Linked DNA regions of Mus musculus: region 2 is linked to region 1. A link is a loop called in an ENCODE intact Hi-C map of the cell type or tissue named here. Cell type or tissue: gastrocnemius. All regions are shown on one strand. Each heading gives the region's core, and the rest is flanking DNA. Links, peaks and the distances in the headings are about the cores only.

Region 1 (16,579 bases), core at 7,864-12,863:
TTTCCCTGATGATTAAGGATGTTGAGCATTTTTTCAGGTGCTTCTCTGCCATTCGGTATTCCTCAGGTGAGAATTCTTTGTTCAGTTCTGAGCCCCATTTTTTAGTGGGGTTATTTGATTTTCTGAAGTCCACCTTCTTGAGTTCTTTATATATGTTGGATATTAGTCCCCTATCTGATTTAGGATAGGTAAAGATCCTTTCCCAATCTGTTGGTGGTCTTTTTGTCTTATTGACGGTGTCTTTTGCCTTGCAGAAACTTTGGAGTTTCATTAGGTCCCATTTGTCAATTCTCGATCTTACAGAGCAAGCCATTGCTGTTCTGTTCAGGAATTTTTCCCCTGTACCCATATCTTCAAGGCTTTTCCCCACTTTCTCCTCTATAAGTTTCAGTGTCTCTGGTTTTATGTGAAGTTCCTTGATCCACTTAGATTTGACCTTAGTACAAGGAGATAAGTATGGATCGATTCGCATTCTTCTACATGATAACAACCAGTTGTGCCAGCACCAATTGTTGAAAATGCTGTCTTTCTTCCACTGGATGGTTTTAGCTCCCTTGTCGAAGATCAAGTGACCATAGGTGTGTGGGTTCATTTCTGGGTCTTCAATTCTATTCCATTGGTCTACTTGTCTGTCTCTATACCAGTACCATGCAGTTTTTATCACAATTGCCCTGTAGTAAAGCTTTAGGTCAGGCATGGTGATTCCACCAGAGGTTCTTTTATCCTTGAGAAGAGTTTTTGCTATCCTAGGTTTTTTGTTATTCCAGATGAATTTGCAAATTGCTCCTTCTAATTCGTTGAAGAATTGAGTTGGAATTTTGATGGGGATTGCATTGAATCTGTAGATTGCTTTTGGCAAGATAGCCATTTTTACAATGTTGATCCTGCCAATCCATGAGCATGGGAGATCTTTCCATCTTCTGAGATCTTCTTTAATTTCTTTCTTCAGAGACTTGAAGTTTTTATCATACAGATCTTTTACTTCCTTAGTTAGAGTCACGCCGAGATATTTTATATTATTTGTGACTATTGAGAAGGGTGTTGTTTCCCTAATTTCTTTCTCAGCCTGTTTATTCTTTGTGTAGAGAAAGGCCATTGCCTTGTTTGAGTTAATTTTATATCCAGCTACTTCACCAAAGCTGTTTATCAGGTTTAGGAGTTCTCTGGTGGAATTTTTAGGGTCACTTATATATACTATCATATCATCTGCAAAAAGTGATATTTTGACTTCCTCTTTTCCAATTTGTATCCCCTTGATCTCCTTTTGTTGTCGAATTGCTCTGGCTAATACTTCAAGTACTATGTTGAAAAGGTAGGGAGAAAGTGGGCAACCTTGTCTAGTCCCTGATTTTAGTGGGATTGCTTCCAGCTTCTCTCCATTTGATGTTGGCTACTGGTTTGCTGTAGATTGCTTTTATTATGTTTAGGTATGGGCCTTGAATTCCTGATCTTTCCAAAACTTTTATCATGAATGGGTGTTGGATCTTGTCAAATGCTTTTTCTGCATCTAACGAGATGATCATGTGGTTTTTGTCTTTGAGTTTGTTTATATAATGGATTACATTGATGGATTTTCGTATATTAAACCATCCCTGCATCCCTGGAATAAAACCTACTTGGTCAGGATGGATGATTTCTTTAATGTGTTCTTGGATTCGGTTAGCGAGAATTTTATTAAGGACTTTTGCATCGATATTCATAAGAGAAATTGGTCTGAAGTTCTCTATCTTTGTTGGATCTTTCTGTGGTTTAGGTATCAGAGTAATAGTGGCTTCATAAAATGAGTTGGGTAGAGTACCTTCTACTTCTATCTTGTGAAATAGTTTGTGCAGAACTGGAATTAGATCTTCTTTGAAGGTCTGATAGAACTCTGCACTAAACCCATCTGGTCCTGGGCTTTTTTTGGCTGGGAGACTATTAATAACTGCTTCTATTTCTTTAGGGGATATGGGACTGTTTAGAAGGTCAACTTGATCCTGATTCAACTTTGGTACCTGCTATCTGTCCAGAAATTTGTCCATTTCGTCCAGGTTTTCCAGTTTTGTTGAGTATAAGCTTTTGTAGAAAGATCTGATGGTGTTTTGGATTTCTTCAGGATCTGTTGTTATGTCTCCCTTTTCATTTCTGATTTTGTTGATTAGGATTTTGTCCCTTTGCCCTCTAGTGAGTCTAGCTAAGGGCTTATCTATCTTGTTGATTTTCTCAAAGAACCAACTCCTCGTTTGGTTAATTCTTTGAATAGTTCTTCTTGTTTCCACTTGGTTAATTTCACCCCTGAGTTTGATTATTTCCTGCCGTCTACTCCTCTTGGGTGAATTTGCTTCCTTTTTTTCTAGAGCTTTTAGATGTGTTGTCAAGCTGCTAGTATGTGCTCTCTCCCGTTTCTTCTTGGAGGTACTCAGAGCTATGAGTTTCCCTCTTAGAAATGCTTTCATTGTGTCCCAAAGGTTTGGGTACGTTGTGGCTTCATTTTCATTAAACTCTAAAAAGTCTTTAATTTCTTTCTTTATTCCTTCCTTGACCAAGGTATCATTGAGAAGAGTGTTGTTCAGTTTCCACGTGAATGTTGGCTTTCCATTCTTAATGTTGTTATTGAAGATCAGTCTTAGGCCATGGTGGTCTGATAGGATACATGGGACAATTTCAATATTTTTGTATCTGTTGAGTCCTATTTTGTGACCAATTATATGGTCAATTTTGGAGAAGGTCCCGTGAGGTGCTGAGAAGAAGGTATATCCCTTTGTTTTAGGATTAAATATTCTGTAGATATCTGTCAGGTCCATTTGTTTCATAACTTCTGTTAGTTTCACTGTGTCCCTGTTTAGTTTCTGTTTCCACGATCTGTCCATTGATGAAAGTGGTGTGTTGAGGTCTCCCACTATTATTGTGTGAGGTGCAATGTGTGCTTTGAGCTTTACTAAAGTGTCTTTAATGAATGTGGCTGCCCTTGCATTTGGAGCGTAGATATTCAGAATTGAGATTTCCTCTTGGAGGATTTTACCTTTGATGAGTATGAAGTGTCCCTCCTTGTCTTTTTTGATAACTTTGGGTTGGAAGTCGATTTTATCCGATATTAGAATGGCTACTCCAGCCTGTTTCTTCAGACCATTTGCTTGGAAAATTGTTTTCCAGCCTTTCACTCTGAGGTAGTGTCTGTCTTTTTCCCTGAGATGGGTTTCCTGTAAGCAGCAGAATGTTGGGTCCTGTTTGTGTAGCCAGTCTGTTAGTCTATGTCTTTTTATTGGGGAATTGAGTCCATTGATATTAAGAGATATTAAGGAAAGGTAATTGTTGCTTCCTGTTATTTTTGTTGTTAAAGTTGGCATTCTGTTCTTGTGGCTGTCTTCTTTTAGGTTTGTTGAGGGATTATCTTCTTGTTTTTTCTAGGGCGTGGTTCCCGTCCTTGTATTGGTTTTTTTCTGTTATTATCCTTTGAAGGGCTGGATTCGTGGAGAGATAATGGGTGAATTTAGTTTTGTCGTGGAATACTTTGGTTTCTCCATCTATGGTAATTGAGAGTTTGGCTGGGTATAGTAGCCTGGGCTGGCATTTGTGTTCTCTTAGTGTCTGTATAACATCTGTCCAGGCTCTTCTGGCTTTCATAGTCTCTGGTGAAAAATCTGGTGTAATTCTGATAGGCTTGCCTTTATATGTTACTTGACCTTTTTCCCTTACTGCTTTTAGTATTCTATCTTTATTTAGTGCATTTGGTGTTCTGATTATTATGTGTCGGGAGGAATTTCTTTTCTGGTCCAGTCTATTTGGAGTTCTGTAGGCTTCTTGTATGTTCATGGGCATCTCTTTCTTTAGATTTGGGAAGTTTTCTTCAATAATTTTGTTGAAGATGTTTGCTGGTCCTTTGAGTTGAAAATCTTCATTCTCATCCACTCCTATTATCCGTAGGTTTGGTCTTCTCATTGTGTCCTGGATTTCCTGGATGTTTTGAGTTAGGATCTTTTTGCATTTTCCATTTTCTTTGATTGTTGTGCCGATGTTCTCTATGGAGTCTTCTGCACCTGAGATTCTCTCTTCCATCTCTTGTATTCTGTTGCTGATGCTGGCATCTATGGTTCCAGATTTCTTTCCTAGGTTTTCTATCTCCAGCGTTGCCTCATTTTGGGTTTTCTTTATTGTGTCTACTTCCCTTTTTAGGTCTAGTATGGTTTTGTTCATTTCCATCACCTGTTTGGATGTGTTTTCCTGTTTTTCTATAAGGACTTCTACCTGTTTGGTTGTGTTTTCCTGTTTTTCTTTAAGGACTTGTAACTCTTTAGCAGTGTTTTCCTGTTTTTCTTTAAGGACTTGTAACTCTTTAGCAGTGTTCTCCTGTATTTCTTTAAGTGAGTTATTGAATTCCTTCTTTATGTCCTCTACCATCATCATGAGATATGCTTTTAAATCCAGGTCTACCTTTTCAGGTGTGTTAGGGTGTCCTGGATTGGGCGAAGTGGGCGTTCTGGGTTCTGATATTGGTGAGTGGTCCTGGCTTCTGTTAGTAGGATTCTTACGTTTACCTTTCGCCATCTGGCAATCTCTGGAGTTAGTTGTTATAGTTGTCTTTGTTAAGAGATTGTTCCTCTGTTGATTTTGTTACCCTCTATCAGCAGGCGTGGGAGACAAGCTCTCTTCTCTGAGTTTCAGTGGTCAGAGCAGTCTCTGTAGGCAAGCTCTCCTCTTTCAGGGAAGGTGTACAGTTATCTGGTGTTTGGACCTCCTCCTGGCTGAAGGTGAAGGCCCAAAACAGGATCTTTCCCAGAAGCTGTGTTGCTTTGGCCAGGAAGGTGGCCAGTTGTCTGGAGTCGAAGATGTCGCCGCCTGAGAAGCTCTGTGGCTCTTGTCCGGAAGGAGGCCGGCCGTCTGGAGCTGAGGATGGCACTGCTTCAGAAGCTCTGTGGCTCTTGCCGAGAAGGTGGCTGGTTGTCTGGAGCTGAAGATGGCGCCGCCCAGAAGCTCTGCGACTCTCGCCCGTCCCAGAAACGGCTGGCACTCTGTATTCCACACGGTCACCCGTGCAGCCTGCCCTCCGCGGAGTCCCGGAGCCAAGAAGGCTCCCGCCGGCGCCTGTGCCACAAACCTCTCAGGCCAGGCAGACCCCCGTGCTCTCACCAGGAAGGTGGCCGGCTGTCTGGAGCTGAAGATGGCGCCGCCCAGAAGCTCTGCGACTCTCGCCCGTCCTAGAAACGGCTGGCACTCTGTATTCCACACGGTCACCCGTGCAGCCTGCCCTCCACGGAGTCCCGGAGCCAAGAAGGCTCCCGCCGGCGCCTGTGCCACAAACCTCTCAGGCCGGGCAGACCCCCGTGCTCTCACCAGGAAGGTGGCCGGCTGTCTGGAGCTGAAGATCTGTAGTGAGTTCTTGAGTGCCAGAGCCATGTCACGCATTTAACATAGCCTTCCTTAGCTGTCCTCCCTGCCACAATGCTTCCCAAGCCTGGTGTGTGTGTGTGTGTGTGTGTGTGTATGTATGTGTGTGTGTGTGTGTGTATGTATGTGTGCATGTGTGTGTGCATGTGTGTATGCACGTGTATGTCTTTGTATGTTTGTGTGTGTGTATGTATGTATGTGTGCGTGCATGTGTATATGCATGTGTATGTCTTTGTGTGTTTGTGTGTGTGTATGTATGTGTGTGTGTGCATGTGTGTATGCATATGTCTTTGTGTGTTTGTGTGTGTGTATGAATGTGTGTGTGTGCATGTGTGTATGCATATGTCTTTGTGTGTTTGCGTGTATGTTTGTGTGTGTGTGTGTGTGTGTGTGTGTGTGTGTGGTATAAACATCTTCTTTAAGGCCTAACACTCAGCATCCACTTGTCCCCAGCACATTGACAAGTCATGAGTCTCTGCCTCTCTGCCATGGAAGAATGTTACTTGCTTATCATTGCTTGCTTGACCACTTTTTTTTTTTTTGACATAAAACTAGCCCTGACAGTTGGATAAGAAAGCTAGCTGCAGGGCCGGGTGTGGTGGTGCCTTTAATCTCAGCACTTGGGAGGCAGAGGCAGGCGGATTTCTGAAAGAAAAAAAAAAAAAAAAAGAAGAAGAAAGCTAGCCGAAAGTGAGGCAGTCAGCTGCATTTCCCCACCATTTCTATCTCAGTTCCTGCCATGACTTTCCTCAATGACAGATGGCGACCTGGAAGTGTAAGACAAACCTTCTTATGTTGCTTATGGCCAGAGTGGTTGTTTTTAGTTTTAAATCAAGAAAATGAAATTTTTATTATGTAAAGTACATTTAATGAAAATTACCAACAGTTCCAAAGCAGGCTTTAAATAGACTGACAAGAAGCTATTTCTTTTCATTATGATTAAAAAAAAATGACAAGTTAACATGTTGATTCTTCTAAAAGTCAACTTATATATTTAATACAATCTTTTTAAAAAGCATACTTTTTCATGATCTTTTTTATTTGTTTGTTTGTTTTTGTTTTGTTTTTTTTCGAGACAGTGTTTCTCTGTGTAGCCCTGGCTGTCCTGGAACTCACTTTGTAGACCAGATTGGCCTCAAACTCCGAAATCTGCCTGCCTCTTCCTCCCGAGTGCTGGGATTAAAGGCGTGCACCACTACACCCGGTGTTTTTTCATGATCTTGATGAACTTATTCTAATGATAGAAGTCAGGAAAATGCATGTGAGTTCTAGGCTCATAGGACAGTCATAATCATTCAAAGGGGCTGAATACAGATGCATGCCTTTAAAATTACTTTGGTTTTTTAGATTATAATTACATCATTTCCCTCTTTTCTTTCCTTTTTCCAAACCCTCCCAGATACCCTGTCTTTGCTCTCTTTCAAATTTATGGCTTTTTAATTAATTGTTATTCCATTCATATATGTATATACATATATACTCCTAAATATAATCTGATCAATCTATATCATGTCACTCATATGCATATATTCAGGGTTGATCATTTGGTACTGGATAACTAATTGGTGTGTTTTCCCCTAGGGAAGACTGTCAGGATCCTGAGTTGCCTGTAGTTCTTTATGTATAGTTGAGGCTTCATGGGTTTTCCCTCACCCACGTTGGCATGTCTGTTGCTATTGCTCTGGTTCAGCTTATGTTTAGGCAGCCACGTTGGTGAGAAGTTACAGGTGTCGCTTCTATCATTCCTACTGAACAGCATCTCAAAGCAAACTCCGTGATCCTCTGATTCTTACAGTCTTTCTCCCGCTTCCTCCACAATGTTCTCTGAGCACTGGATGCAGGAGTTGTTTTGTAGATGTATCCATTGGGACTGTGTTGCACAACTCTGCACTTTGATAGGCTGTGGTTTTCTGCAATGGTCTCCATCTGCTGCAAAGAGAAGTTTTCTTTGATGAGGGATGAGGATGACATTTACCTGTGGGTATAGGGACAAATATTTAGAATGTAGTTAGTAGTTATGTTGTTTTAGTAAAGTACTAGTTGTAGGTTCTTCTCTAAAACATAACTTCACTAGCCTTGGCTAATTATCATTCCTTTCTCATGGAATGGGTCCTAAGAACAATTTGAGAGTTGTTGGTCACTGCCAAGACATGCATACCACGCCACTATTACACCCTTAGGCTTCTCCTATTGTTGAACCACGCTGATCATTGTTATGGTTCACAGGTGTCACTGATGGGTAGGACTCTTGGTTGCTTCCCTCCTTTGGAAGTTTACATGGTGCCTTCTGCTACTATGAAAGCTAGTCAGCTAGTCTTCAGGAAGAAGGCATTCATGTCAGTTCTAGCTCAGGGTCCTCAGAGCTCTGCATCTGAAGTGCATGGTGTCTTCAGCAATAGGGACTTACCTTTCATCTCTAGGTGTGGTTGGCAGCTAAGAGCAATAGTCATAGCCTGCAATGTTTTGGGAGTCTCTTGGACAACCCTGATAGCTGGATTATTTTATCATAGCAACAGAAAATCAAACTAGAAAAATGTATTATATGGGTGGAGTGTTGACAAAATTTTGGCTAAGAAGAGCAAGAATGGGAAGAGATTAAAAAAATATAATCAGATAGTCTAGCATAGTCTTCACTCTTAGAAGGCTGAGACAAAAAGACCCTGCAAATAAGGTCAACATGTGGTCTTTGGAAAGTTTTAATAAGAAAAGTGAAAGAGAGAGAAGAGAGAAAGGATTGGGGGTGAAAAGAACAGATCACGATAGTGGATCTGCTAAATTCAGGGTATTAAATAATGGGAACTATATTTGACTAAGAGAGAGAGAGCTGAATGAAGGGACTACGTGGGGGTCTCAATCTTGAATCATTAGTCTTTTAGTCATCTTAGGGTGCTGCATCCCTCGTAAGTTGAGTTACACTTGGGAGCTGACAGTGGATGCTGGAAATGTCTGAGAATTTTTATTTTCTATAAAAGTTAGTATGACAAAGGATTATATCACCTGAACAACCCTTTCTCTTTGCACCAATTAGCCAATCACTTTAGACCGTGAAGCCTGGCACCCATCAATTGGCTAAGTTAGTGTCATCACCTGCACTAGGAATGAACACCAGAGGTCATCTTAGTTATGTCTGCTTACTAGCTTCTTTAGGGTTCCAGAGAACCAATTTTGGGGGTTGGGGGGAAAGGGCCTTTTTGCTTTGTTCATGTGTTTCTTTGTGCAACACCAAGATTTTTTTCTTTCCCACAATTTGGGAGCTTTTCCTATATTTTTAATTCATTTATGAATGTGTTCATATTCCTAACCTTGAAGAAGTCATGCTCCATACCTCATTGCTGTAGCTCCCAAGGTCATGAGCGAACTATACTCTCTTAGTAAGTAGTAATCCCAAGTTAGAATGATTCTCAGCAATGTGGGGAGCGCCCCAGAGAATACCTCAATGGCCAGGTCACTTGGGCAGAATAACAAGATAAGAATCACCTAGAATGGCAGAGCACTGCTTGGTGGTGGAAGTTGGGTAAGAGAGGAAATGAGAGGTACCACTGCCATAAAGAAAATGTGGAGTCCTGTTCATAGCTCCTGGGCCACTGGGGACTTCTGAAAAGGCAATGGCTAAAAGCAGGCAAGACAGGACAACACCCTACATGTGAATTAGTTGGAGACAGATGAAACATTCAGATTTAGAATGCAAGACACCTCCATTAGAGGGACTGAGATCGGCCATCAGCCTGGAAGAGACCTCTGTTAAGGGAAAAGGAAACCACTGATAGGCTAACTCTTGTGAAGCCAGGAAGAGAAATAATTTAGATAAAAAGATCTTTGGGGAAACAGAAACTTCCAGATAGGGGGGTCCAGAGGCTTCTCCACCTCATTCAATATACCCCTCGTGCCTCAAATAAGGAGAGATTGAACACTGGGAAGAGACTTCTACAACCCAAGTGCCTATCTTCTCTCTCTACACACAGGATTCTCCTTTCTTTCCCTCTCTATCATGTTCCCAGAGAGTTTGGGAGACTTGATAAGACTTAGGGGAACACCACTTATGGTTCCTCTTCTTCCTTCCTTCCTTCCTTTCTTTTTCTGTCTGTCTTTCTTTCTTTTTCTTTGTCTTTCTTTCTTCCTTTTTTCCTTCCTTCCTTCCTTCCTTCCTTCCTTTCTTTCTTTCTTTCTGGAGGGGGAGGGCAGGGTTTCTCTGTGTAGCCCTGGCTGTCCTGGAACTCACGCTATAGACCAGGCTGGCCTCAAACTCAGAAATCCACCTGCCTCTTCCTCCTGAGTGCTGGGATTAAAGGCATGCGCCACCACTGCCCGGCGCAGTTCCTTTTCTAACTGAGTAAAACCACCACACAAGACTGCTAAGGTTTTAAATCAGGATTAACTATTTTCCGTAAGTCAATTTTAGCTTTAAATTCCAGTCAAAACGCAGGGTCATAGATCTGTCTAGTTTTAGCCTACTAGGTTCTCAGATGTGACAAGATGGCATTTAGTAAACTCACCTTCTCCTACTCAGTTTCTTCATGTGCTCCGGAGCAACAGCGCCACCTATAGGCCCAGTGCTCACCTTTCGTTACTTTTGCTCTTAATGGATGGATTCCTTTCCTAGCAGCAGCTTGTGTCTAGGAGCTGAAGAGAGGTAAAAAGGTGATCCAAACAGAAGTTGCTTGATACTCACCATTACAATTTTTCCTCCTATATCTGTGCCAATCTAAAACAAATGTTTGGTTAGTGATGCCATTATGGTGGCAACAGCCATGTGGTTTGACTTCTGTTTTGGAGAGTGAGATCATTAAGGTGTTGGCAGCTGTGTTACTTCACTGCTACCTTGGTTAATGAAGCTGCATACCTTGGACCAAAATGGTGGCGTCTATATAATTTCCTAGTACCACTGAGCCTTCAGGGTATAACTACACCCCTAGAATGTCATGCACCTCAGGCATTCAGTCACATATCCCAATTCCATTTTCACACCCCCCTCTGCCTCGTGGGTTTTACTTTCCTGGATGCCTAATGAGATCATGGAAATTCAAAGCCCAAGCTGAGACTCCAAAGTGACCTCTATTGCCAAGTAATAAAGCCAAAATATTTTTATATCAGACTAAGGAGGCAGGGATATATGTATGTATGTATATATATATATATATATATATATATATATATATATATATATATATACACATATATGTATATATATGAATATATATTCATTTTAAATAAAAAACTATATAGTTTATTTATCTACTGGTTTCTAGAGGAGAAACTTGAGAGTTTTCTGAGCCCTGTGCCCCTAACAGTATCCAGTTACCAAAGAGAGCTGACAGAAATGGCTGACTTGGAAGGCTGGTATGACTTTTCGGCAGCCCAGGGGAAAACTTGGAAGAGTATACATCCCACCTGAGACAGCCAGGAGTTAGAGTAGGAAGCAAAGAAAAATCAGTCTTCTTGATTGGGATGCTGGGAATGAAGGCTATGCTGGGTCTTAACACCCAAACTTTCTCCCAATGTCTCCAAGCCTGTTTTTCTCTAATCGGGACAGAATTTTCTTTTCCTCCCTGTGACTCCTTTGTTCTATATCTGTTTCTGTCCCACAGGGCCTGCTAATTCTGCGTTTATTTTCCAGTTACAGTGATGTGGGCACACTAGGGAGAAAGAAGCAGTTGATGCCATCTCCTCCAAGTTCTTTGACTTGAGCATCATAGGCTTTCCAGGGCGTTCTTAGCTGAGTTCTGCTGGCTGCTGTACACATCAACTGGATGGTGGTGTACTGTGTGATCCAGTTCTCTATTGGCTACTTGTGCTCATTCAGAACCAAACGAATGGTTACAGGAGATAATTCTCTGGACTGTACAAGGAACAAAGAGAGTTATTTTGTTCCTGCCTTCTGTTTTCTGGAAGGTTTGCTTGGGACCTTACAAAGCTCCACAGTTGAACAGTATGCACACAGGTACTTATTGCATTGCCCTACTGTGGAGTTTGGATTCAGCCCTCTTTTCTTAAGGCAGTATTGTACAACAATAGCATGTGGGCCAAATAACTACCAGGTACCTAGGAACCTCTATATCTGCTTATAAAAGATTGGTACATCAATAAGAACATCTGTGTCTGCTCACAAAAGATTGTCACAGCTGGGCTCACTGACTATTGATAAAGATTAGGATGGCTGAATAATTATTTTCTCCCAGAACTGAAAATAGCAAGTCACACAAAGATATGTAAAAACTGAGAATTCGTGTGTCATGCTAAAATTTCTAAGTTCAAAAATATTCATTTGAGATCTCTGTTTAAATATAGATCTAATCAAAGTTTATCTAAAAGCTTTCCTTTTTGTTTTTACCCTCGCTTAATCTAATATTACACATAGTGAAAAGTCCTAGACTGGTGGCTGGAGAGATGTCACAGCAGTCATGAGCATGCACCATGGTTCAGTGCCCAACTCCCATCCCAGGCAATTCACTGCTTGTGGCTCCAACTCTGGGGAGATCTAATGCCTCTGGCTGCTTCATGCACTCGTATTGACAAGCACATACGCATACACAGACACACTGACATACACATAATTAAAATAAAAATAAATCTTAAAAAAGTACCAGACTGGTATAAGAACTGATCTTCTGCGCATTCAATTACTCTATTTAGAGACCAATACTAATGTCATCAGAAGGATTAATAAGGTTGAATATTTTTCCTTGCCCCCCCCCCCCAAAGTCAACTAGGTCCCAGGGAACTATGGGGCATTTCTCAAAATGACCTGTAACTGTGGGGGAATCACCTGTTCTTTTGTTTAAGGACGCCATGAGGGCCCACCAGTGAACTCTAACTAGTGTCCAGTCTACAACAAAGGATAACACAGAGCAAAATATTGCTGGATGCTTCCCAGTGAAGCCACAGCCAGGTCAAACAAGGCCTTTGACTTATCCTCACATAGACAGGACAACTGGTACAAGAAAGGCTAGAGGAGGCAGAGAGTTACTTCAAGCCCAAGTGATTCCTGAGTACCAAACTCTCAACTGGACTTAACAGTAACAACAACGACGACGACGAGACGACGACGACGACGACGACGACGACGACGACGACGACGACGACACGACGAGATGTATTTTGCCAATTTGAATGGTTTAAAACAGGAATAGCTTTATTCAGGAAAGTGTAACCAAAGGCTATGATGATTGATATGTTTCCTCAACAGTTCAAGGGACCGGTCTTAGTTCACTTTTATTGTTGTGATAAGCTCTACGATCAAAAGCTTTACAGCTTACAGTCCATCATGTAGAGAAGTCAGGGTAGAAACTCACGGCCGGAACCTGGAGGCAGGCAGGAACTGAGGCAGAGAAGACAGAGGCATGCGGCTTACTGGTTTGCTCCCTATGGCTTACTCAGCCTTTCTCTTATATATCCCCAAGTATGGTACCAGCCCCAGTGGGCTGAGTGGTCCCATGTCAATCATGAAACAAGAAATGCACAAATGAACTAGCTTGCCCAGGATTATACTCCACAGACAGTCTTTAATTTGTGAGATTTTTTTTATACTGCTATTTCTCGCTAATGATTTCTTCTTGATAAGAAAAATGCTGCTCAGGTATAATACTTTCAATATTTTAATATTGAATATTGCTGCGCTTATCTACAGCCCACTATTGTTTTAACATAAAAATTAAAACATGGCTAAGATTCTTTCTTCCCTCTATTTATATGCTGATTCTAGCTACTCCAAATGACCTGAATGCTGATCCTGGGTCCACGAGGAAGAACCAATACATTGGGAGCTCTTGATATCCCATCAAGAGATTCTAATGGAGCCTGGCAGTGGTGGTGCACGCCTTTAATCCCAGCACTTGGGAGGCAGAGGCAGGCGGGTTTCTTAGTTCAAAGCCAGCCTGGTCTACAGAGTGAGTTCCAGGACAACTAGGGCTACACAGAGAAACCCTGTCTCAACTCCCCCCCCCCAAAAGATTCTAATGGATTTTGACTTGGACATTTAAAACATATTCACTCTGGGGCTGGAGAGATGGCTCAGCGGTTAAAAGCACTGACTGCTCTTTCAGAGGTCCTGAGTTCAATTCCCAGCAGCCGCATGGTGGCTCACAGACATCTGTAATGAGATCTGATGCCCTATTTCTGGTGTGTCTGAAGAGAGCAATTGTGTATTATATACATAAAATAAATAAAGATTAAGAAAGCTCATATCCTCTCTTCTTGCTTCTCCTGGACCCTTGCCAAGGACTTATAAGGGTAATAACTTTTGCATTTAGTTCTCCCTCACATCAATTTCCAGGGACCAGAGAAGAACTCCAGTTCCTCTCTATACCTGTCTCCTATATGCAGTGACAATTCTGGAATTTTGGTTTCTTTTTTTTTTTTTAAAGGATTTATTCATTTCTTTCATGTATGTGAGTACACTGTCGCTGTTGTCAGACACACCAGAATAGGGCATCAGATCCCATTGCAGATGGTTGTGAGCCACCATGTGGTTGCTGGGAATTGAACTCAGGACCTCTGGAAGAGCAGTCAGTGCTCTTAACCGCTGAGCCATATCACCAGCCCGAATTTTGGTTTCTTTAAGAAACACAGAAATATTATAAGAATGTGCTTTTGTTTTAAGCCCAGGTGTGGAGTATGGGGCTGCTTCAGACTGTCCATAATAGATGACTATAATTTGCCTCATGCTGTAGCAGAGGCATGACTTTACAGCTGCAGATATTTTCTGAGATTGTATAACGTTTGGAATTCTGGGGACTTTCCAGAGGGTATATAATGCTAGGACTCAGAAAGGCAGGGTGGGTGGTTGTTGGCTGTTGTTGGTTGCGGTTTGTTAAGAAGTTATATGCAAAGATGAAACAGCAACAAGAAAAAAATTCGATATCTCCATGGAGAAGATCAAACTTACCCCAAGGAACTTGAAGCACATAATCAGGAGAACATAGTCTATTGATAATAGACTTTCCAACTCCTGACTTTATTCAGGGGTCCTCTTTTCTCTCTCATGTAGAGTTAGGGGGTGAAAGGGTGGAAGAAAGCAGCAGCAAAATAGCAAAAGTCAGATATAGTTATACAAATGAAACTACCACAACACACTTTTGGGATCTTTTAGATAGATCCACTGGAGGTATACCCTGACTGCCATGTCTGATGGGCCCGTTCTACTTAAAATAGTCAGACTGGTAATTATCCCAATTTCTTCATGTGAGTGCCACTTCTTCAGAGGAAGGGTGTGTAATTTAAAAAGGTAAAAAAAAAATTAGCTAGGGCAGTCCAGGGTAAAAATAATATAAAAACAAAACACACACCCACATTTCTCTCTTGCCAAAAAGCACAAACAGTCCTTGGTTCTCTTGGCACTTTGACCTTGGCCAGAAACCAGAGATGTCTAGAAAGTGTGTGCATGTGTGTGACCTCTAATCTGCCGCTTAAATAATTCTATCTCCTCAGAGGGAGAACAGTAAAAGAGCAGTAAAGCTCTATTAAGAGAAGACTGCTTGTCAGGAGAATAGAATCACTGCCAGGGTGAAGGCCTTACATTCCAGTTGAGACAAGTCTATGAGTCTTGGAACCCTAGTAAGGTGGGCTCACCTTAAGTCATGCTTGAGCCATCACTTAACAGTAATTTACCGTTAATCAACACATCACAAAGTCAGCATATGCTTGCTAACCTCAAAGGTAGTTAATGTGACAAGAACTCATACTCTCTGAATCTCCCTCTTTGCACTGATTAACCAATCATGTGGTTGTGAAGTCAGGCTCCTTCCAATGGGATAATGGGATGAGATACAGTCATCACCTGCATTTAGGGATACATAACAGGGAGCACCTTGGGCATGCCTGGCTTGGGATTTCAAGAACCCTTTTTTTTTTTGAAAAAAAAAAAAAGTCACCTTGCTGAGCTACTCTTGTTTTATTCATGTGTTCTTTTGTGTGACACAAGATTATTTTACTACAAACTAAAACCAGGTCCTCTGTAAAAGTAGCCAATATTCTTAATGTCCAAGCTATCTCTTCAGCCATGTATATTAAATTACTAAAGAATAGTTTCACCTTATCATGTTCTTAAACACAAATATCCTAAAGATGATAGGAGCCAAGTTATGAAGAATTTGACAAGGACAGTCTTCCCGAGGGACTGGAAGATAGACAGCTCCCTGGTAGACATGCACAAGAGAAAGGGGACCTTGGAATATTAATGTATTTTTTCTATTGAAACATTTAAGATAGCTGACTGCCTGCTTTCTTTCTCCTCTCCAAGATAAAGACTTAGTGGGTTTTTCCTATCAGAGAGACTGTTCAGTGAGAATTTCAAATCTCCCACTAACAGGGTGTCCAGTATGGAGAAACAGCCAGCCTCCCTTTCTTTGTCTAGATTATACATTTCCCTGCAATAGCCCAAACCAGCGAGTTTAGAGAGATAGAACTACTTATTGGCAAAACATATGAAGATTTTGCCTCTGACAGAGACTATCTTTGGGTCCCTTCTCTAGTAGCTCACTCTGTCTCTGTGTATTTTGTACTTTCTTATCTCCCTCTCTGTGTTTCTGGTTTCAAGAAATCTTGGCTGAGTTTTGAGACCTTGCTTTTCCTGCTGCCTCAATCTTCAAATTGACAAATAAACACACACAGACACACACACACACACACACACACACACACACACACAAAACCTCTGCCATCCTAGACACTTCACCACATTGCCTCACTATGGTTTGAATGTCCCTTCAGATCTCCTGTTGAAATATTACAGTTTTTGTCGCAGTATTAGGAGGTGGACCCTTTAAGATGTGATCAAGTCAAGTAGACTATGCCTCATGGATCAAAATGATGTGTTTGCTTGGTGTATTCTTGCCACACATGGGTTCTCTTGCCTCTATACCATGCTATGCAACATCAGAAATGCCGTCACCAGATACCAGTGCTATGCTCTTAGACTTAGCCTCCAGAAGTGTGAGGTACAAATGCCTGTATTTATTATTCAGTCATGTTGTTACAGCAACACAAAATGGACTACAAACATCGTTTTTTTAGAGCTAGCAGACACAGTTCTAAAAATGTACGTAGGTAAACATGCTTCAGTATGTGGAGGGACGAAGGGTGTCTTGCATGAGAAGGGAGCCTAAGGGCCAGAGATGCCTCCTCGGGTGTTACCTTCTACTGGTAATTATGCTGTCATGCCTCAGGTTCAAAGCCCTGTCCACCCTAACTGTATTTTGGATGTGGTTGAATTTGAAACCTT
Region 2 (5,000 bases), core at 1-5,000, 56 kb before region 1:
TAATAAAAAAGTCAGAATCATGTGATTTTATATTTTACATGTTCTTAATACTTTCAAGTTAATTATACATAAGGCTGGAGAGAGAGAGACCAGCAGTTCAAAGCTCATACTGCCTTTGCAGAGGACCCAAGTTTGTCCCAGTACCCAAATGGAGCAGCTCACAACTGCGTGAAGCTGCAGTTCAAGGACAGTGTGACACCTCTCACCTCCAAGGGCACCTGTACTCATGTGTACAGAGGCATATCAAAGATAAAAATAATATAGCATAGTTATACATATATAAGTTACAAATGGATAAATAAGTGGGAACATTCACACCCATCACAAGTAAGGGGGCTGGGAATAGGGCTCAGAGGGGCAAGGCTTACTTAGCCTGCATAGGCCGAAGTTCCATTCCTGGCTTGGGGAAAGATAACTTATAGATCTGCTCCTCTGGAAATCGCATGAACCTTTCGGGGCACCCTTGCCTAGTTCACAGCAGAGTTGTCAACTTTTTAACGCCTTTGTCTTTATTCTCATACTCAGAAAATACAAACTTTATGAGAATAAGGAAATATTAAAATGTGAAATGTTCGCAGAGATGATGGTTTGAATGAAAATGACCTCCCCCCACAGGTTTGTATATTTTAATACTTGATCACCAGTTGGTAGAATTATCTGAGAAGGGTTAAAAGAAAAGAGTGGCCTCATTGGAGGAGCTGTGTCACTTGCTGGCACGCTTTGAGGTTTCAAATAAGTTATGCGAGCCCCATTGCTGTCTCTGAGCCTCCTGCCTGTGGAGGATCAAGCCCGTGAGCTCTCAGCCGTTCTGGTCAACATTCCTTTGCTCCATCATCACAGACTCTTAACCACAAGCTCTGAAACCATGAGGCCAAGTAAATGTTTTGTTTCATAAGCTATCATGTCCATGGTGTTTTGTTGCAGCAACAGAAAAGTAACTAAGACAACAGACATAAAATACCAAAGGGAAAAAAGGTCTTAACTAGCTTCATGAAATATGAGGTCTCCACGTAATCAAACCAAACTTAAGAGTACCTCTGAAAATTGGGTTTGGCATGTCCTCACAGCCAGCTGATGTACACACATAAAATGGACAGCCAATCATGGTCTAAATCGGAGTAGACATTGTACCCCTGCCCTGCCGGAAATCATCACGACAGAGTGGTAGTATGAGCTGTCTGGCTTCCCCAGGAAACACACCGAGCCACCCGCTCTGCTAAGAACGAGTTACCTGGATTGGTCAGCTTCTCCTCCAACTCGGCCTGCGTGGTCACACTCTCAGACTTCGGGGAATGGATGATCAGCACGACAGAACCTGCGCAGCTTAGCAGACAGCCCAACTTGCCCAAGATGTTGAGCTTTTCCTTCAGAAGGTAAGAAGCTAAAATGGACCTTCAATTAAGGAAAAGAAATCATTATAGTTTAAGTCAAACTTGTTTTTACTAGTTGAAGATACTTTATCTAGAAGATTCATACTTTTTTAATAGGTGTATTTTATTTTCATTGTTTTTTTTTTAATGTTTTTATTTGTATTTTAGCACTGGGAATCAAATCCAGGGCCCTGTGTATGCTTTAACACTGAGCACCATGTACATCCTGCCCAGCATTCACTTTTTACAAAGAGAAAAACGAACTTTCCCATTAGATATTTATTGAAGTTTTTTTTTTCAGCACAATTGGGTTTTTATACATTTTCATGTATAACCAATATGTAGATTGTAACATCGTAACTCATATCATGGAATAGTTTTAATTATCATATAGATATAAAATATATGAGAAGAGGAAATTTTATTATTGACCAAAAAATTTCTTCTTTACTTAAAAAAAAAAAACAAATAACACACATAGACACAAAATAAATAAATAAATAAATAAACAAATAAATAAATTCAGAAATGCTAACAGCAACTGAAGTATGGAAGAAGGAATACAGAATGGTTACTTCTCACTAACATTCAAAACTTAAAAGATCTGGCACTATTTCTTCAAATACAGGAAATGTGTAGGTATCAGTGTGTTCATCTCTTTTCCCTTTACAACATCAGCATCCAACCTGAATGGGGAAAAATGGGCTTCCACTAGGTCATTCCTATTGTGCTGTTATTAATACCGAAGATATTCAGAGGACATGACCATCCAAGAACAGGATGCAATGGTTCATGGTTATACTGGATTATTTACTTTGACCAATAGTCCCCAGACAGGATCCACATAGAAACTAAGGCTACAAGCTAATGAAGAAGCAGGAGAAATGTCCCTTATTCTTGCTGAAATGAACTGATAATAGACAGTTGACAGGGGAAAAAAGTACCCAAAATCATCTAGTGTGTATTATCATTTGTATTTTTTAGGGAAACAAAGTTAAACGAGACAGAACGTCACTGTGTAGTCCCGGCTGGCCTCTGCTTTAGTCTCCCATGAGCCACTACACTCAGGCAGTTCACATCATAAATGTCTTGTCAATGGCTGGGCATTAACATAGTTTCCAGCCTGCGATGTTACTGGGAAAGTGAGTCATCAGAAAAGGAAGGCAGAGGTCTAAAGCGAGGCTTCGAAGAGGGAACTGGAACCGTAATAAAATACGGTTCCATACGGGCAGAAGGGAGGGGGCTGCCTTGGGGAATCCAAGCAAACAGCAAGCAGAAAGCGGCCAGGAGAGGGCAGCAGTGGGTAGAGAAAGAACCAAGTGCATGAAAGGTCATAATGAAACCCATCACTCTGGGTCCCAACTAAAAAAATTAATTAAAAATACTTACAAACAAAACCAGAAAAATAAATAAATAAAATTAAGGCTATATGGTTAGAACTTAAACGTTGCCTTCCCAGGGGATGAGAGAGAGGTATGTGGCTGCAGGGCAAGACTGAAGAAGTGGATGAGCAGGGCTCCTCTCAGCCCTGGGAGGAGGTAGCCTTGAGCCACAGTAACTGAGGAACAAAAAAAACTTGTCTTTTGCAGAGAATCAGTTGATTTTTTCAGATGCCCTTAACAGGTGCCTGAGTAAGGTGATGATGCTCGACTCTAGACTCTCTCTCGGTCAGTGGCTCGCCTTTCCTAGTTATTCAATACTGGGAGGGGGTTATTAGTAAGTGTAAATTAAGATTACATCTACTTTGGAAGAAATATACTAAGTGAACTGAGAAATCCTTAACTTGTACTTTGTTAAACAAAGAGAATGGAAGATGACTAGACAGACCAGGGGTAAGAAGGCACAGGTTAGCGACCAGAGTTGGAAGGCTCACCCTGTCAACACACCACACCTGGGGCTATCATTTTCTGAATACCTGCACATAGTTCCCACCTCCTGTCTTATACTACTTTGTGTGAAGTCAACACAGTATACTATACTATACTGTACCTACAGTTTCGCCCTAAAGGAGGCCTAGTCATCCAGTTTGGAAAGTAAACTGCATTGCTGAGATAATATAATGAGAAAACCATGGCAAAAACATGCCTATATCTTAAATCAGGGCTCATATTTTTGACTACTTGATCCCTAGTTGGTGGAACTGTTTGGAAAGGGATTAGGGGTGTGACCTTGCTGGAGGAAGTGTGAGACTGGTGGAGGGCTTTGAGGTTTCAAAAGGCTGGAACCATTTCCAGTGCTGTCTCTGCCCCCTGCTTATGGATCAACCAACAAACTCTGCAGCTGTCCCTTTGCTCTGCCATTGTGGACTCTCACCCTCTGAAACTGTAAGCCAAAGTGAACACTTTTTGCTTTATAAGTTGCCTTGATCAAGGTGCTTTGCCACAGCAATAGAAAAGTAATAAAGGTAGGGGTCTATGTTGCTGCCCAAAGAATCATGAACACAAGGGGGAGGGTCACAGAACAAAAACCAGAGCTAGGTTCACCTGGGACAGCCATCAGACTGTGCCATGGTTGAAAGGGCCTGCCATAAACAAAAGCGGAAAGATAATGAGCCTGGGTCACAAGGCCAGATCACCTCCCACCCCACTGCAAAAGACCAGAATGCAATAGCCACACGTAAAAGTTGGTTATTAAAAAAAGAGTTGGTTATTGATGACTTATAAGTCTTATATACGGAAGTACAAGTTCCTTATCGTACACATAATTTGAGACTTTTTTTTTCCCTATTCTGAATGTTCTTTTCTTGATGGCAGTTTCTGGAACATAGTGTTTAAAATGTTTATTCATGTGTTGTGTATGTGTGTGTACGCGAAAATTCTATAGTCCGCATTATGTTAGAGGTCAGAGGACAACTTAGGGAAGTTTGTTTACTTAATGTGGACTCTAGGAGTGAACGGAGGTCATCCACCAGGTCTGGCAGCAAACCTGATGGCAGTAAAGATATCTCTACCTGCCGAGTCTTCGCACTAGACCACTGGTTATTTTAAATTTATTCTTTTTATCAGTTTCATACAAGATACAATGCACCTTGATTAGGTCTACCCCAACTCCTTCCTGCCACTCACCCTGGACATCCCAATCAAGTCTCCCTCCAACCTTCATTTCTCTGCAGAATAGACATTTTAAGTTTGGTATATAGTTTATTTTTTCTTCATGTGATTCTGGTATCATACTTAAATAGCCCATTCCCTGATTAAAAATTATAGTGACTTAAACTGTTGTTGTTTTTTTTTTCTAGGAGTCTGCCAGTTTTAGCTCTTGGACAGATTTTGAGTTCCTTTTTGTGTGGTGAGATAAAAGCAACAACTTTGAATATTTGCATGCCAATGTCAGCCTGTTTGTTGGCCCCATTTGGTTTCTTTCTCCATTCTGGCAGTGCTGGGGTCAAGCTTAGGAGCTTGCATGTGCTCAGAACAATGCTGAGTCGACGTGGCAAAAGTGGACACACATGAGCTACCGCCCCAGCCCTTCAGCACAGTTTTTAGAAAGCCTAGTCTTTCTTATAGAGTTAGTTCAGTATTTCTGGTAAGAAATAATTGTAAGACTATCAGTGTATCTCTGAAATCCCAATCCTATTTTTATCAATTTGTATACCTGGCCATAATCCAGGTTTTGATTTCTGTAGTGTTT

Evidence for each region. Peaks named below come from ENCODE experiments on the same cell type or tissue, not always from the same donor. Only the 100,000 strongest peaks of a DNase experiment are listed, where the experiment ranks them.
Region 2: a loop joins it to region 1, with 19 times the contacts of the local background. A loop is called at or near these places in 27 of 42 quality-filtered maps.

Annotation. Positions count from the first base shown.
Region 1 is chr7:56,032,657-56,049,235 of GRCm38, forward strand. It overlaps Gm34121 (predicted gene, 34121), which reads right to left. Exons shown (of 3, transcript NR_166588.1): 2 at 9,858-9,984; 3 at 6,182-7,293. Among named protein-coding and RNA genes, the nearest start is that of Gm34121, 9.1 kb to the right of the region's middle. In gastrocnemius, for the core only: a CTCF peak has its summit at 9,903 (motif pointing left); a DNase peak (open chromatin) is centred at 9,902.
Region 2 is chr7:55,984,173-55,989,172 of GRCm38, forward strand. It overlaps Nipa1 (non imprinted in Prader-Willi/Angelman syndrome 1 homolog (human)), which reads right to left. Exons shown (of 5, transcript NM_153578.3): 4 at 1,232-1,392. Among named protein-coding and RNA genes, the nearest start is that of A230056P14Rik, 24 kb to the left of the region's middle. In gastrocnemius, for the core only: a CTCF peak has its summit at 2,658 (motif pointing right); a DNase peak (open chromatin) is centred at 2,659; H3K4me3 peaks cover 387 bases; H3K27ac peaks cover 390 bases.